3 separate regions of the Homo sapiens genome follow, and all the other regions are linked to region 3. The links are chromatin contacts, found by Hi-C or POLR2A ChIA-PET in ENCODE. All regions are on one chromosome and are shown on one strand. Each heading gives the region's core, a stretch centred on a gene start or an enhancer-like site at or near the end of the contact. The rest is flanking DNA. Distances are from core to core; before and after follow the strand shown. Region 1 holds the start of LINC01694 (long intergenic non-protein coding RNA 1694). Region 2 holds the start of PFKL (phosphofructokinase, liver type). Region 3 holds the start of PTTG1IP (PTTG1 interacting protein).

The links. A loop is a pair of places that touch in the nucleus more often than their neighbours do. ChIA-PET counts read pairs that join two places held with the same protein, here RNA polymerase II (POLR2A). Pooled maps may share reads with other maps.
Region 1: a map of naive thymus-derived CD4-positive, alpha-beta T cell shows a loop between it and region 3 (9-fold over the local background). The contact joins the promoter of LINC01694 here to the promoter of PTTG1IP in region 3. A Hi-C loop is called at or near these places in 1 of 168 maps with a recorded cell type or tissue (naive thymus-derived CD4-positive, alpha-beta T cell), 2 of 37 single-sample maps with no recorded cell type and 8 of 50 pooled maps.
Region 2: a loop to region 3 is called in a pooled map, with 5 times the contacts of the local background. The contact joins the promoter of PFKL here to the promoter of PTTG1IP in region 3. A Hi-C loop is called at or near these places in 1 of 37 single-sample maps with no recorded cell type and 8 of 50 pooled maps. POLR2A ChIA-PET finds 5 or more read pairs at or near these places in 1 of 52 experiments (naive thymus-derived CD8-positive, alpha-beta T cell).

What each region holds. Positions count from the first base shown.
Region 1 is chr21:45,592,230-45,597,106 of GRCh38, forward strand. It overlaps LINC01694 (long intergenic non-protein coding RNA 1694), which reads left to right and starts at 1,425. Exons shown (of 2, transcript NR_146912.1): 1 at 1,425-1,479; 2 at 4,162-4,877. All of the region lies in intron 1 of LOC107985485 (a long non-coding RNA gene), which reads right to left. RefSeq lists an enhancer at 3,480-3,981 and a silencer at 4,526-4,820.
Region 2 is chr21:44,297,542-44,302,361 of GRCh38, forward strand. It overlaps PFKL (phosphofructokinase, liver type), which reads left to right and starts at 2,512. Exons shown (of 22, transcript NM_002626.6): 1 at 2,512-2,649. The coding sequence starts at 2,565. AIRE (autoimmune regulator) reads left to right here. Exons shown (of 14, transcript NM_000383.4): 14 at 115-1,107. The coding sequence ends at 186. RefSeq lists enhancers at 38-97, 468-527, 858-967, 4,538-4,677 and silencers at 2,065-2,734, 2,755-3,204.
Region 3 is chr21:44,871,898-44,876,773 of GRCh38, forward strand. It overlaps PTTG1IP (PTTG1 interacting protein), which reads right to left and starts at 1,793. Exons shown (of 6, transcript NM_004339.4): 1 at 1,605-1,793. The coding sequence starts at 1,719. RefSeq lists enhancers at 914-1,414, 1,415-1,915, 2,073-2,750 and a silencer at 1,507-2,156.

The sequences.
Region 1 (4,877 bases), core at 175-2,674, 720 kb after region 3:
TAACTCCACCATGAGGGACGGAGTTTGAAGTGAAACCTGTGGCCAGCATGTCCTGTGGAAGGGGAAACCAGGGCACAGGTAGAAATCCCTAGAGCAGCATGTGCCCAGTGACCTAAAACTGTAATAACATTTACATGTGGCCCCCCCACACTGGGCTTTTCTTAATGAATTATGGGTAAAAATATGCACAGTTTAATTTTAGCTGTGTCACCATAAGCTGCCAAATGACATCAGCCTGTCACTCAGCCCAAACCTCAGCTACTTCTCACACCCCACAGAAGCACCTTGAGCTCTGTAACCAGGTGCTGATGTCACTTCTCAGAAATCAGCCTGCACACCCTCTGAGACAGTATTACTGGAAATTTCAATCAACCTTGTTTTAAGCTTACATTTTGGTGTTTGCAGTTCTTTGCTCACTGTCACAAGAACCCAGATTGCTGGTTCAGAGCTCTGGCTCTGTGGATCTTGTCGGTTAAAAAATCCATCCGAACACAGAATTCTCGGTAACACACACACAATACACCAGGTGGACATACAACACACACATGCACAAGGATGTTCACGATGACAGTGCTTGAAATAGAGGAAAACAATGCGTCCACATTTCCGTCAGTCAACCGTGGCCCGCCTATGGCCACCCGTCCATAGGGTCTGGATGAGGTCAAACGGGGGCCCCGTCAACAGCACAAGAAAATCATCAGCCAATTTTGCTTGGGAACAAGGGTGCAAAAATCTAAACTTACAGAAATCACTACACAAATCTGACAGTGATTTAAAGATAACACCCGGTGATCAGATAGGAGTGCAGGAGTGCAGAGCGGGCTGACAGGGAAACCTGCGCCTGTTGAGGCAGGAAAATTGGGTCTGGAGGCAGGGAGCATAAGGCAGTTCACACTTCAGCTACCACAGGAAATATCCTCTCCATAGGGCATGGGCCAAGTAAATGACTTTGTAACTTCACTTCATCCTCTCCAGTTACATAGGGTGTACCCCCAAGAAGCCCCATGGCGCCATCACTCCACGGCCCCATCACCCCACGGCCCCGTCGCCCCACGGCCTCGTCGCCCCACAGCCCCGTCGCCCCACGGTCCCATCACCCCATGGCCCCGTCATTTCAGCACTGGCGGCTGCTCTGCCCTGGGATGCGCCTGTCACGTGCAGTGATTTAAACATCAGTGAGGTGATTGATTCAAATACTGCGTACTCTTGCTAGTATTTTCCTTGCATGCTGATATGGTTTGGCTGTGTCCCCACCTAAATCCCAACTTGAATTGTATCTCCCAGAATTCCCACGTGTTGTGGGAGGGACCCAGGGGGAGGTAATTGAATCACGGGGACCGGTCTTTCCTGTGCTATTCTCGCCAGAGTGAATAAATCTCACGAGATCTGATGGGCCTATCAGGGGTTTCTGCTTTTGCTTCTTCCTCATTTTCTCTTGCTGCCGCCATGATTCTGAGGCCTCCCCAGCCATGTGGAACTGTAAGTCCAATTAAACCTTTTTTTCTTCCCAATCTCGGGTATGTCTTTGTCAGCGGCATGAAAAGGGACTAATACACATGCTTTATTGGTGACCAGGAGATGTTTTAAATTTTTCTATATGATTGTGGATTTCTCTTCTTCTTTCTTGGACTCTGCAACTTTGTTTTCTGTAGTTTGAGGCTGGCATCTTCCCGTGGGCTGGGCCCCATGCCACCAGCTGACCCTGGTCTGCTGAGCTCCTTGCCCGTGGTTCCTCTGCTTGGTGTTAATGCAGCCACCCCAGCTTTCCAGACCTCCCTTTCCATTTATCTTTCTGTGGCCTTACATTGAGGGTGTGTCTCCTGCAGGATCCAGTGTATCTTTATCTTTGAATTGAACTTTCTGGTTCTTTTGTTTTGATTCCATTATCTGCGTTTGAATTCTGGCATTATGAATTGTTTTCTGTTTTTCCTACTTGTTCCCTGTTCCTTCTTCTCCTCGTGGCTTCGATTATTTTTTATTCCATGTTTATCCTCTCTTAGCCTGCCAGTTATGAATTACTGTTCATTCAGTAGTTATCCATGTTAAAGTCCAGTGTAAATTCTTCCTGCTATCTCTTACCAGACCACCAAAGATTTACATCACCCCTTTATTCCATCCCACCCTTTGTTCTGTTGTTCTTATGTATTTTAACTCTACTTGCATGTCAAACTCTGGAAATCACTATTGTTATTATTTTCTTTTTCATTTTTTCGGGTCTTGCTCTGTCACCCAGGCTGGAGTGCAGTGGCACCGTCACAGGTCACTGCAGTCTCCAACTCCCAGGCTCTACCAATCCTCCCACCTCAGCCTCCCCAGTAGCCAGTACTACAGGCATACACAACCATGCAGTCTAATTTTTTAAAATTTTTGGTAGAGACAGCGTCTTGCTGTGTTGCCCAGGCTGGTCTCAAACTCCTGGGCTCAAGTGATCCTCCTGCCTCTGCCTCCTAAAGTGCTGAAATTGCAGGTGTGAGCCCCCGTGCCGGACACATTATCATTATTTTCTACCATGTATGCGTCTCTTTATTCACTTCCCTTTCCCGGGTCTGCGTTCCTTCCTTTATCCCCAAGCTCCCACCCCACCCTGGGGGGTCATTTCCTTTCCACCCTAAGAGCCCCTCATCATGGGTGCCGGTCTCTGGGTGGTCACTCCCCGGCCCGTCCGGGGTCACCTCCCTCCCACTCCCCTGCCTGCCTGGGGCCACCTCCCTCCACTCCACTGCTCATCCAGGGTCACCTTCCTCCACTCCCTTGCCTGCCTGGGGTCACCTCCCTCCCACTCCCCTGCCTGCCTGGGGTCACCTCCCTCCCACTCCCCTGCCTGCCTGGGGCCACCTCCCTCCACTCCTCTGCAGCTTCTCTGCATTGCTTCTTCTCCTTCACCTTTTTTGGTTGATTTTCATCTTGTACCCTTGGCATTTTTGGTTGAGTGACAGATGTTCATAGGACAGGTCTCAGGCCACCAGTGGTGCCGTCTCCAGGGAGCCGAGTGGCGCTCGCTCCTGTGGTCACCCAGGGAGGGAGGCCCTTGTGACCCAACTGCAGACTCTGGGAGGGTGGGGTCAGGCTGATTCCCCTTCAGGGTTCCCACCAACAGCTGAGGGGCTTCTCGGGGCCCCTTTGTTTCCTTTGGCCCCATGAGTGCTGAGAGCTGAGTCCGGCTCCCATGGCTCAGCTCAGCTTTTGCTTCCCCAGTTATTGGTCAGCCCGGATCCACGCCGCCCCAAGCATCAGCCCATCATCCTTACTTTCCCCGTCTTTCAGACCTTGGCCCCCAAAATTGTCACTGCTTTAGGAGTTCTTCATTGATTTCGAACAGACATTTTAAGATAGTTTTTTCTAGCTTGTGTTGTGTTTTTAATGGGAGAGTTGGTCAGCGTCTGCTGGAACAGAGCTACGCCTATGGAACCGTAGACTTGTTCGTGCTTTATTGTAAGTTTCAGTCGCTCCTGTGTGCATGTGTGCATGTGCCTGGTGTGTGTGTCTTTGCATGTGTGTGCTCACATCTACATGTGCGTCTGCACATGTGCATCTGTGCATGTGTCCGTCTGTCTGCATGTATCTGTGCATGTGTGTGCACATGTGCATGTGTGTGATCTGAGGCATCTTCCCATGACTGCTGCTTTCTGCTCCAGTTGCTCCTGGCTGAGCATCAGTGCAGCATCAGTGCACCCCCTCAGCACCTGGACACCACTCCAGAGACTTCTGAGCAGAGGCTGACAGCGCAGGGGGGCTTACTAGCTGCCTTTCATGCTGGCCGTGGTGGGTGAGCTGTCCAGCTCTCCTCTCCCAGATCTTCCAGGGGCCAGCAGGCTTCCACTAACCACAGGGCCTGGGGGCACTTCAGTCTACCAGGGCAGATGCTTGCCAGGCCCATGGGGACCAGCAGGCTCCCGCAGGCCCTCCCAAAGCCACATGCAGCAGTGCGGCTGGCAAGCCCCACTTGGGGGAGACCCTGCTGTTGCCGGCCAGGCCTGTGGGACAAGTACAGTCTGACATCTTTGCCGATGGCCTGGAGATGAGCACCCCCTGCTCTCTCCTCGATGTTGCAGCAGAACCCACGCGTAGAGAGGGTTGGGGCGAGCAGTCCAGGCAGACCCCCGGGATTTTCCTGCCGTATTGCACAAGCATTCATGCGTTCATTTAATCTTGCTTTTTTAGGCAATACTTTAAAGACACAAAGTCTCAACAACCATCTTCCGCTTGACGAGACAGATCATTCTAATTTGAGCAGAAGCTACTATGTCCTGCCCTTTGAACGCGGCGGCCCGGACAGCTGACAAGGACACACTGTGTATTTCCATTCCAATTCTGGGAGTGCTCTGAGGCCTCTGGGGGAGAAGGACCCATGAAATATTCAAAACATAAGTGAATAAAATATCTAGGTGCTAGATATGGGCCAGGAAGAGCCCTCGGCCCTGCAAAGTGTGTGTGATGGTGAGAAGCTACCGGAAGAGATGGTCCCTGTGCTTGGTTCATTCCTTGGACATTTATCAAGCTGACGAATGTAGCAGAGGTGCTTCAGTCGGCTGTAATTCCACGGGTGGAGTGCTGGCTGGAGAGTTACCTGGGGCTGTCACACTGCATGGGCTCCGGGACACTGTGGCTGCCCTTATGTGGTGTCCCCGGAGGGCCCTGCAGGTGTCACACCGCTGCTCCACACTGCCACCTGCTGTCAGCATCTGTGCAACGTATCCAGGTCTCTGGGGGCTAGAATGAAAAACATGCATCTCGTAACCAATGAAATCGGGCTTGTCCTGAAGACCTCGTGCATTCATCCATTCTCACACTGCTATAAAGACATACCTAAGACTGGGCACTTCATGAAGAAAAGAGGTTTAATTGGCTCACGGTTCTGCAGGCTTTACAGGAAGCAT
Region 2 (4,820 bases), core at 1,262-3,761, 570 kb before region 3:
CCCACCTTTGACTTAGAGGGAAGGTTGGATGGTGACTTCTTGTAACGATGGCCATGATTCTGTGGCTGCGGCGGGGGCGCACCTGGAGGTTCTCACCGTCACTCTGTCCCGCAGCACACCTTCGATGGCATCCTGCAGTGGGCCATCCAGAGCATGGCCCGTCCGGCGGCCCCCTTCCCCTCCTGACCCCAGATGGCCGGGACATGCAGCTCTGATGAGAGAGTGCTGAGAAGGACACCTCCTTCCTCAGTCCTGGAAGCCGGCCGGCTGGGATCAAGAAGGGGACAGCGCCACCTCTTGTCAGTGCTCGGCTGTAAACAGCTCTGTGTTTCTGGGGACACCAGCCATCATGTGCCTGGAAATTAAACCCTGCCCCACTTCTCTACTCTGGAAGTCCCCGGGAGCCTCTCCTTGCCTGGTGACCTACTAAAAATATAAAAATTAGCTGGGTGTGGTGGTGGGTGCCTGTAATCCCAGCTACATGGGAGCCTGAGGCATGAGAATCACTTGAACTCGGGAGGTGGAGGTTGCAGTGAGCTGAGATTGCGCCACTGCACTCCAGTCTGGTCGGCAAGAGTGAGACTCCGTCTCAAAAACAAAACAAAACAAAAAAACCACATAACATAAATTTATCATCTCGACCACTTTTCAGTTCAGTGGCATTCACATCTCATGTAACCATTGCCACCACCATCTGCAGAGCTGTTCCAGCTTCCTGAATGGAAACTCTGGCCCCATGAAACACTCACTCCCCATTCCCCTCCCAACCCCTGGCACCCTCCACTCTACTTTCTGTCTCTATGACTTCTCCAGGGACCTCATGGAAGTGGAATCACACAGTATCTGTCCTTTTGTGTCTGTCTTATTTTACTCAGCATGGTGGCCCCAAGGTTCATCCATGTTGTAGCATGTGCCGAAATCTGCTTCCTTTTTTAAGGCTGAGTAATATTCCAGCACATGGATGGACTGCATTGTGTTCATCTATGCTTTCCTCAGCAGACACCTGGGTGCTTCCACCTTTTGGCTGTTGTGAGTAATGCTGCTATGAATATGTGTGTGCAAATATCTGTGTGAGTCTTTGAGTAAAATCGCTGGATCACATGGTAATTATATTTTTAATTTTTTGAAGAACTGCCATCCTGTTTTCCACAGCAGCTACACCATTTCACATCCCCACCAACACTGCATGAGGGTTCCAGCCTCCCCATATCCTTGAAACAATTACTATTTTCTGCATTTTTCTTTCTTTTCTTTTCTTCTTTTTTTGAGACGGAGTTTCGCTCTTGCTGCCCAGGCTGCAGTGCAATGGCGCAGTCTCCACTCACTGCAACCTCTGCCTCCTGGCTTCAAGTGATTCTCCTGCCTCAGCCTCCTGCATAGCTGGGATTACAGGCGCACACCACCATGCCCGGCTAATTTTTGTATTTTTAGTAGAGACGGGGTTTCACCATGTTGGCTGGGCTGGTCTCGAACTCCTGACCTCAGACCTCAGGTGATCCACCCCCCCCCCCCCCCCCCACCCCACGGGCCTCCCAAAGTTCTGGGATTATGGGCGTGAGCCACTGCGCCCAGCCTGTGTTTTTCTTTTATAGTAGCCATCCTAATGGGTATGAGGTGGTACCTCATTGTGGCTAAACCATGTACGTTTAAGAATTTACACACACACACACACACACACACACACACACGTGATGAAGCTGTAAGAAAAGGGAGAGAATAATGACCCAAAATGTCAGCACAAGGATGCCTCAGGGGTAGACACAGGTGTCTTCTTAGCGCCTTTTAGCCCACGCATATGTGCTTGCGCAGTCTCTCGGTGTGTTTTCTAACATTTCACAATTAAATAAGGAGTAGTTGATATTCACAGCCACCATTTCCACCGTATATGTAGAGAAAAATGCTCAAATCCTAGCGATCAGCCCGCTGAGCTTTCACAAACCGAACACACCGTGCGGTCACGAGGCGGCTCTCCCGAACACCGGCTCTGCACCCCCAGGGCCCGGGGAACCAAGACTTCCCCAAGGGCCCAGCAAAAGTGAGGGAGGAGGGGAGGAAAGGAGGGAGAGGGAGGGAGGAGTGCTGGCTGCTTTCCGCCAGCGCCTCGTTTGGGTTTCGCTCTGCTGAGGCCTGAAGGCGCCCTGAGGGCCCCTGGGGGGCAGGGAGGGGCGGTGGCTGCGGCCGACAGCAAGGAACCTCCGGAGAAGCGAAGCCGGGCCAGACGTGCCACCGGGGCCTCGGCGCTGGCGAAGGGGCGCGTGCGGCCGCACTGGGGCCAGCCCCGCCCTGGTCCCCGGCCACATCCTCGAGACCACCGGGGTGGAGGGGGGGGTCTCACTGCTCAGGGCCCGCGTGACATTGCACAGGTTTAGAAACGCACAGCGGGAAGGTGGCCCCGGCGGGCCGAGGGCGCAGGATCCCTGCTCCGTCCAGGGTCCGTCCTGCGAGGAGGCGCCGGGGGCGGGCCCGGGGCGGGGCGGGCGGAAGGCGCGCGCGGGGCGGGGCGGGGACGGCGACGCGGCGCAGGCGGCGGGAGTGCGAGCTGGGCCCGTGTTTCGGCCGCCGCCATGGCCGCGGTGGACCTGGAGAAGCTGCGGGCGTCGGGCGCGGGCAAGGCCATCGGCGTCCTGACCAGCGGCGGCGACGCGCAAGGTGGGCGGGGGTCCCGGCCGCGTCGCGGCGCAGGGGGTGGAGGGCGCCTCCGCCCTGGCCTCTCCGGAGCGCCCGCCGAGCCCCGGGACCCGGGTCTCGGGCCGGCCCGGCCTCCCGCCCCGGCCTCCCGCCCCGGCCTCCTGCCCCGGGTCTGTCCCCCGCTCTTCCCCGGCGCGGTCTCCGGCCTACGTGCGGCCGGCCACGTTCTCGGCCTCCGCCTGGGTCTTGGCGCCGCCCGCGCCCTGCCCCGGGGGTGTGTCCGACTCTGGGCCGCGGGGCAGGACCTCCCGAGGAGTCCCCGAGGCCACGCGAGCGGAGGGCGCCGGTCCCGCCACCCCCAGAGCCTGGCCCTTCCTGGTTCTGAAGCGACCCGGGGACCCGGTGCCTCCCGAGGGCCGGCGCCAGGCTGCGGGCTTCCGGGACCTCCTCCCGGCTGGGCGGGGGCGGACTCACTCCCGGACCGCGCCTCCTCCTCGGGGCCCTCGCGGCCGCCTTCCTTGTGGGTCTAGCTGGGGAAGAGGGCGGTGGGGAGATGGGCTGCCCGGGGCATTGAGCAAAGCCCAGTTGTCACCCTTTTCGCAGGGGTACTGGGGAGGCCTCAGGTGGTGGGGACTGGGACTTGGCAGAGCTGGGTGGGGGTCCGGCCTGAGGGCGTGGTGTCCTCGCACGCTCCCTCCCGGAGGCCTGGTCCTGCCCACTGCCGGCCTCCAGTGTCTCTGGCCTGACATGTCCAGTGTGGCACCTGTGGCACAGGACGCCACCTACCCTACCCCTCAGGAGGAGAGAGGAGAGGATTTAGGAGACCAGAAGTGAGGTGCTGGGTTGGGAAGGGGCCCAGCCAGCACCCCAAGGCTGTGCAGCGGGGTCTGGTCTGTCTTTTAGAGTTCAGAAAATGGTTGAGAAAATGCGGACACACACCCCCACCCAGCTTCAGGCACCTGACCCTCCTTTTCCCTATCTGGAAGCCAGGAAGAGGCGAGAAGGAAGCCGGCCTTGAGTGGGACCAAGCCAGGGAGGCAGGAGTGGCTCGTGGGTGTCACTGTCTGAACCCCGGCCTGCAGAGGGGGCTCCTTCAGACCTGGCTGAGCCAGGCCTGTGGTGGCTGCCCACCCGCCCTTTTCACAGCTGTGGCAAGAGCGGGAGCTGCTGCTTGTTGCCGGCTACTGGCAGTGTCCTGGAGCCAGTGTGGCTCCACAAGTCCTGTCCTGTGTGGCTCTGGGTCACGCCTTTCCTGTGGGCCAGGGGTCCGTGTTGTCGAGAGGGGAGGGCGTTGTTCAAGGATGTCTTTTTGCACAATAACCTGTGCAAAGGTAGCTAGAAGACTTGAAGCAGGCCGGGTGCGGTGGCTCACACCTGTAATTCCAGCACTTTGGGTGGCCTGGTGGGTTGTGGGCCCAGGTGGGAGAGGAGGCCCGTGGCCTTGGAGGGTGAACTCGGGAAGCTCCATCCCATGAGATTAGACAAGAAAGGCCCCGAGTCTGGAGGGCAGACAGGTTGCTGTGGGGCCAGCCCGCCTGCCCACCAGGGAGGCGCTTTCTTGGTGAGGCTGGTGAAGCCCCAAAGCCCACCTGTGGTTCCCTGAAACACAGAGGGTCCCCAACCAGCTTCCTTGTTTGCAAAGTGGGAGCATCAGCAGTGGAGGGTTGGGAAAGTTGAGAGCCTGGGGTGGCACGTGCCCCCCCCACCCCCTGCCACCCCATGCACAGACTAAACAGAGAAGGGGGGCTCGCTGGAGGTTGCTGAAGGGCCAGCCTGGCAGGTGGTTCTTGGGCCAGCGGGGAGGGGCACCCAGGGTGACAGGCGGTTCTGGATGCTGGTGGAGGATCTGGAGATGGGATGCCCCTCCTGGCCCTGTGGACAGGCCGGCTGGGTGGGCCTCCCATCTCTGTCTGAGCTGGGGGTTCCAACTGCTCAGCCTGGCCCCAGTGCCTGATATGGAGTGGGCAGCGCTTCCTGGCTGCAGCTGGGAGGGTGCCCACAGTGCACCTGCTGGCCGATCATGGCATCCCAGTTGGGCCTGTGCCTTCCTCTGCAAATGTCCTCCCTTCCCAAGCCCCGTGCAGCTGCAGCGTCTCTGTATGTGAGCTCCCATGCGTGGACAGGGAACAGGTGGTTTTCTGCAAGGGAGGAGGACTCCACACACTTCCCCAGTTCAGGGCTGGGGCTGATTC
Region 3 (4,876 bases), core at 543-3,042:
CTCCAAGTGCAGACACACCGAATGGCTTTTCAGCTGACACACCGAATGGCAGTTCCGGATTAATTCCCACACTGTCCACTCCACTCGTCCACACCCATCTCTGCACCCTTCAGCAGTGCAGAGCAGGAGGAATCACAGTCAAACAAAACCTCATGGTTGTTTTCCTGACACTCCCGCTTTCACAATGCAAGCAAACACACCCCCGAGCCACTGATACAGTTGCCAGTGAATCACACACTCTGCCTGCAGACGCCCATTCTGTTTGTGGAAACGTATTCACTGCACATTTGCGCTTAGAACTCAATCTGGGCCAAAAGTTCCCAGTACAGTCCCACTGGCCTCCTTGACTAACAAACTTCAAGGCAGCTGCATTGCTAACGTCACAAACCCTAAGCACACTTGGAGGCAGGTAAGAAGAAACACAAATAATCCTGCATCGGAATAAACATTCCATAAGGTCACAAAAAGAAAAGGTGCTCTACTATGCTAAACAGACACTGACAGAGCCTGGGCTAACAAGAGCTGAGAAAAGTATTAGCCCCTCAAGCTGGGCCCAGGTCAACCCTAATTGTAAGGGTCAGGAAACTGAAGTTAAGGTGGCACTATTCCCCACCACTAGTGGTCACCTGGAAACTCCACACACGGAAGCCAGCATGACATTGTGAAACAGGTCCAACCATGACACTCTCCAGCTTAGAACCTGCTGGATTTTCCCGCAGCCCACCAGGCCCTGGAGGCCCAGCCCCACAGGAAGCCACCCTCTATAAACACTGCCGGTTTCTGGAACTCTGAGTCTCCTGTCATGCACTTTCCTCCCCCAGCCCCCGCGCCCTCACTGCTTCTTTCTTGGTCAGCCTCCCGGGGACTCAGCTCCTCTTGGATAGGAGCTCTGGCTGTCGGTCACCACTGTGGCCGCAGGGCCTGGTGCAGACGGGATAAACGATGAAGAATGCCACCTGCGCGTCTGGACAGCGTAGAACCGCAATCAGCTTGCTTCAAAATCAGATGCTACAGCCTGGCTTTGGGGACGCCTTCCTTTCTAAGGCATAAGTGCGAGCGTTCGCTGCTGTGCGTGGAACTGCGGCCGGGAGGGAGTGGCGGCGTGAACGCCGGCGGCTGTAGAGACACACCGGCCGCGGCCCCATCACCCTGCAGGGGCCTGCGGCCGCCATCCCGGCCTGCCCCCGACCAGCTGTGCGACCTCGAACACGTCGTGAGCCGGCTTCCCGGCTCGGGATCGAACCCGAGGAGTGCTGTTTGGGGTCGCAGTGAGGCTAAGGGAGGCCGCAGGTGCCAAGCGTCCCGCCTGCCGGGCGAGGGCCAACCCGAGGCCACGCGCGAGGAGCGGCCGCAGCGACTGGACAAAACAAAGACAAAGACAAAGACGGCTCTTCCCCTGCCCGCGCCCCAGCCGCGACGGCAGCTCCCGCGGCCGCCAAACGGGCGTGACCCTCGAGGAGCCTCCGTCGGGGCGCTGCCTGCGACCGTGGGCCCAGGCCGCCCGCCGAGCCCAGCGCCCTGGCCGAAACCCCGACCCCGACCCCGACCTGGACCCACCAGCCGCCCCGCCCCCTTCGCGGCCCCGCCCGCCCCGGCGCCCTCACCAGCTCCGGGAGGCTCCTGCGCGGCGGCCACCGGGATGAGCAGCAGGAGCAGCGCGGCGCCACCGAGGCGCAACCTCCAGTACGGCGTCGGCCCGCGGGCCACTCCGGGCGCCATGGTCGGCCGGTCGCTCTATCAGTCAGTGGAGCGTTACAACTCCGACTCCAGCACAAGCGGTCTCCGCCCGGAACAGCCGCGGCGCCGGAAGTGGACCTGCGAGGTGGGGCCATGCGAGTGCGCAGCCTCAAAAAGCAGCTCGCCCCGCTCCCTCGCCATCTGCCCCGCCCCTCGCCAACGGGCTCGCCTCCCGGCGCGGCTGAGGTTCAGTGCGCCTGCGCGATAGAGGAAAGGAGCCTGGTAGCGAGGAGAGCGGCTGAGGCTCAGTGCGCCTGCGCGGCGCGGATGGGCGAGGCGTGACCGAGGGGCGAGGCGTGACCGAGGGGCGAGGCGTGACCGAGGGGCGAGGCGTGACCGAGGGGCGAGGCGTGACCGAGGGGCGAGGCGTGACCGAGGGGCTCGCCGCGGCTCCTGCGCCTGCGCGGCGGGGAACGGCGACCGGCTGAGGGGACTAGGGGAGCGCGGTGCTTCGGTGGCGGAGGTCACGGTGGCCTCCATCCTAAAGGGCTGCGGGCGTCCCGGACGGCGGTCCCAAGCGCTGCTCACGCTGCTCTTAAGTGAGCCCTGGACGAGGCGCGGTGGGCCCTCATAGTCCGCGCCGGCGCCCTCGCTCCACACCGCGGCGTCCGGCCCTGGGCTCCCGCCGATGTCCGCGTGGGACTTTTAGGGGATTTGTTTATTTTTGTACGTTAACCACACTAGAAACGGCCCCAGAATGGGCTGAAACGTGTGCTGCTGAAGCTGCCACCTAAACTCCCGAGAGAAGCGCCGTTTCTCCTCCATGGCTTCTCGCCGACGCCCTCGCTGCGGCCTTCCGGGCCCCTCGGTTGATAAAAGGACTAAATAGTGACGGACATTTTTAAGGCTACTTAAGAAATGGCAAAAATACATTTAGAGGTGTGAACCCGAACACACTGCGCGCTTTAAGCCCCGCGAGAGCCGGGGCCGCCCGCTTCTGTGCGCCCGTAGCTCCTTTCTCGGGTCCGGGATTCGCCGGTGCCGGGGACAGAAACCTCCTGCCTTCTTAGTTCATGACCCTTGTAGATGAACTTCCCTGTTTTCTGCACTGCTTAGACCAGAAGACGGGAAACCGTGACTGCCGCACCCTTCCCTGAAGCAGGCACTGCCCGTCGTCCATCAAACGCGAGGACTGCGCCCACCTCGTAGGAAGGACGCCGCGGTCCTGCTAAAAGCCTCCGCCTCTGCCTGCCCGAGGGCACCCTTCCCCTCCCCGCTTCCGAGGGCGGACTCCATTCCTCTGGAGCCGGTGTTTCCGGGTGGGCCAGCCTCCAACTGCCTTTGAATAACCCCCCCTTACATTAGATTCTGACCCTGTGGTGATTTTAGGTTGGGATTTGGGCGCCTGCAGATGGCTCCGAAGCCAGCCTCTTGTGATCCGAGCCACTTCTCTGGCACTCGGAGCGCTGGCACCCGCGGAGCGGCCTTGGTTCACCGGACCGCCTGGGAACCTGGCCGGGGTCTCTGGCAGCCTCCCAGGGCTGAGGTTCAGACTCTGTTCCGCCTACCCAGGTCCACACCTGATAGGGCTGGAGTTGAGGCTTGGTTTTAAGGCAAGAGTTTCGTTTGTTATTTCTCCAAAGAGTCAGCTGTTTGCAGGTGTGTGGTTAACACTATCCTTCGAGGTTAAGGTTTTGTTCGTCTTGCTAAAGTTTGCAACCTTTTTTGTCCTTCAGATTTGGAGAAGGGGAAAGCAGTTTCTCTTTGAAAAGAAGCAGCGAATCGTGGCTTAAGCAAAATTTGTAATCCTTAAAACTGGCCAGGCTCTGGAGCTGAGTTCAATTTGACATGTCTAAACTTTCTTCTTGAGTAACCAGATTTTCCCTTACAGTCTTTTGTCACTTAAGAGAACTCATAGGCAATCGTCCATCCAAAACAAGTCTTTCTCCTTCAGGGAGGACCCATCTTTGGAAACTCCAGCTGGTTTCCTGTGCAGTGCTTATGGTGCCACCTCTCGTTATATTTAGAAAAATGGTCTCACGTAACTTGAGAAAAAACATTTCAGTGACCAAAGCCGGGTACCATTGGAACACCAAGGTAATTTACTTGTTTGCTCAATTGGAAAACGCTGGCTCTAGGATAAAACGGAATCTTTGGGAGAGTTATTTTTTATGGTAGTTGGAAGCATCCAAAAGAAGTTCTAATAAAGGTATTTATGAGAGAAAAACAAAAATTATCTAAAATAATTTCTGAATTTAAAAAAGACTACTGAAATTTCTCCCCCTCCTCCCTCAGCTCCTTCTCTTTATCCTTTGTTGTCTGAATTACCTCGCCCAGACCCACCTTTCTTCCTCCTCCTCCTCCTGTTTTGGGGCCATTGCTCAAACAGCCAGTGTCTCTCATAGGGGACAACTATGTGCCCTAGTTCATGAGTTATGGTCAAAGGTAGAACTTAAAAGTATAATCAAGGAATTTCCTGATGCTCACCAGGACCCCACTGGTTTTCCCAGAGAATTTAAATACCCGAGTGTGTGACCCTGCCTCTACTTTGGGAAAAATAATTTTTTTTTTTTTGAGACGGAGTCTCGCTCTGTTGCGCAGGCTGGAGTGCAATGGCTCAATCTTGGCTCACTGCAACCTCCGCCTCCCAGGTTCAAGCGACTCCTCTGCCTCAGCCTCCCGAGCAGCTGAGACCACAGGCACGCACCACCACGCCCGGCTAATTTTTGTATTTTTAGTAGAAATGGGGTTTCACCATATTGGCCAGGTTGGTCTTGAACTCCTGACCTTGTGATCCACCTGCCTCAGCCTCCCAAAGTGCTGGGATTACAGGCGTGAGCCACCACGCCTGGCCATAAAAATTATTTAAAATAGTTAACACGAGTTCCCATTGCTGACATAAGCTTTTGCTGATAGAGCAGCCGTGTTTTCTGTAATAAATCCCATCTTGTTACAAGGTTCCATTCCTTGGAGTCAAAAAAAAGTTCAAAGGGTAGGTGTCACTAATACGCCTGTAACGGCACGTAAATCTCAGCCTATAGCTTTTCAACTAGGTCCTTTACAAGGGACTCACATTTTCCTTCTGGTTCTATCAGCTGCCAGCCATCTTATAAAAGGAGACTTCTTAGAATTACAATATCCACGTTTCTTTCTCCCAAAGGGGGAAGACGTATTTAGAATTAGATGAGAAAGCTGAGTT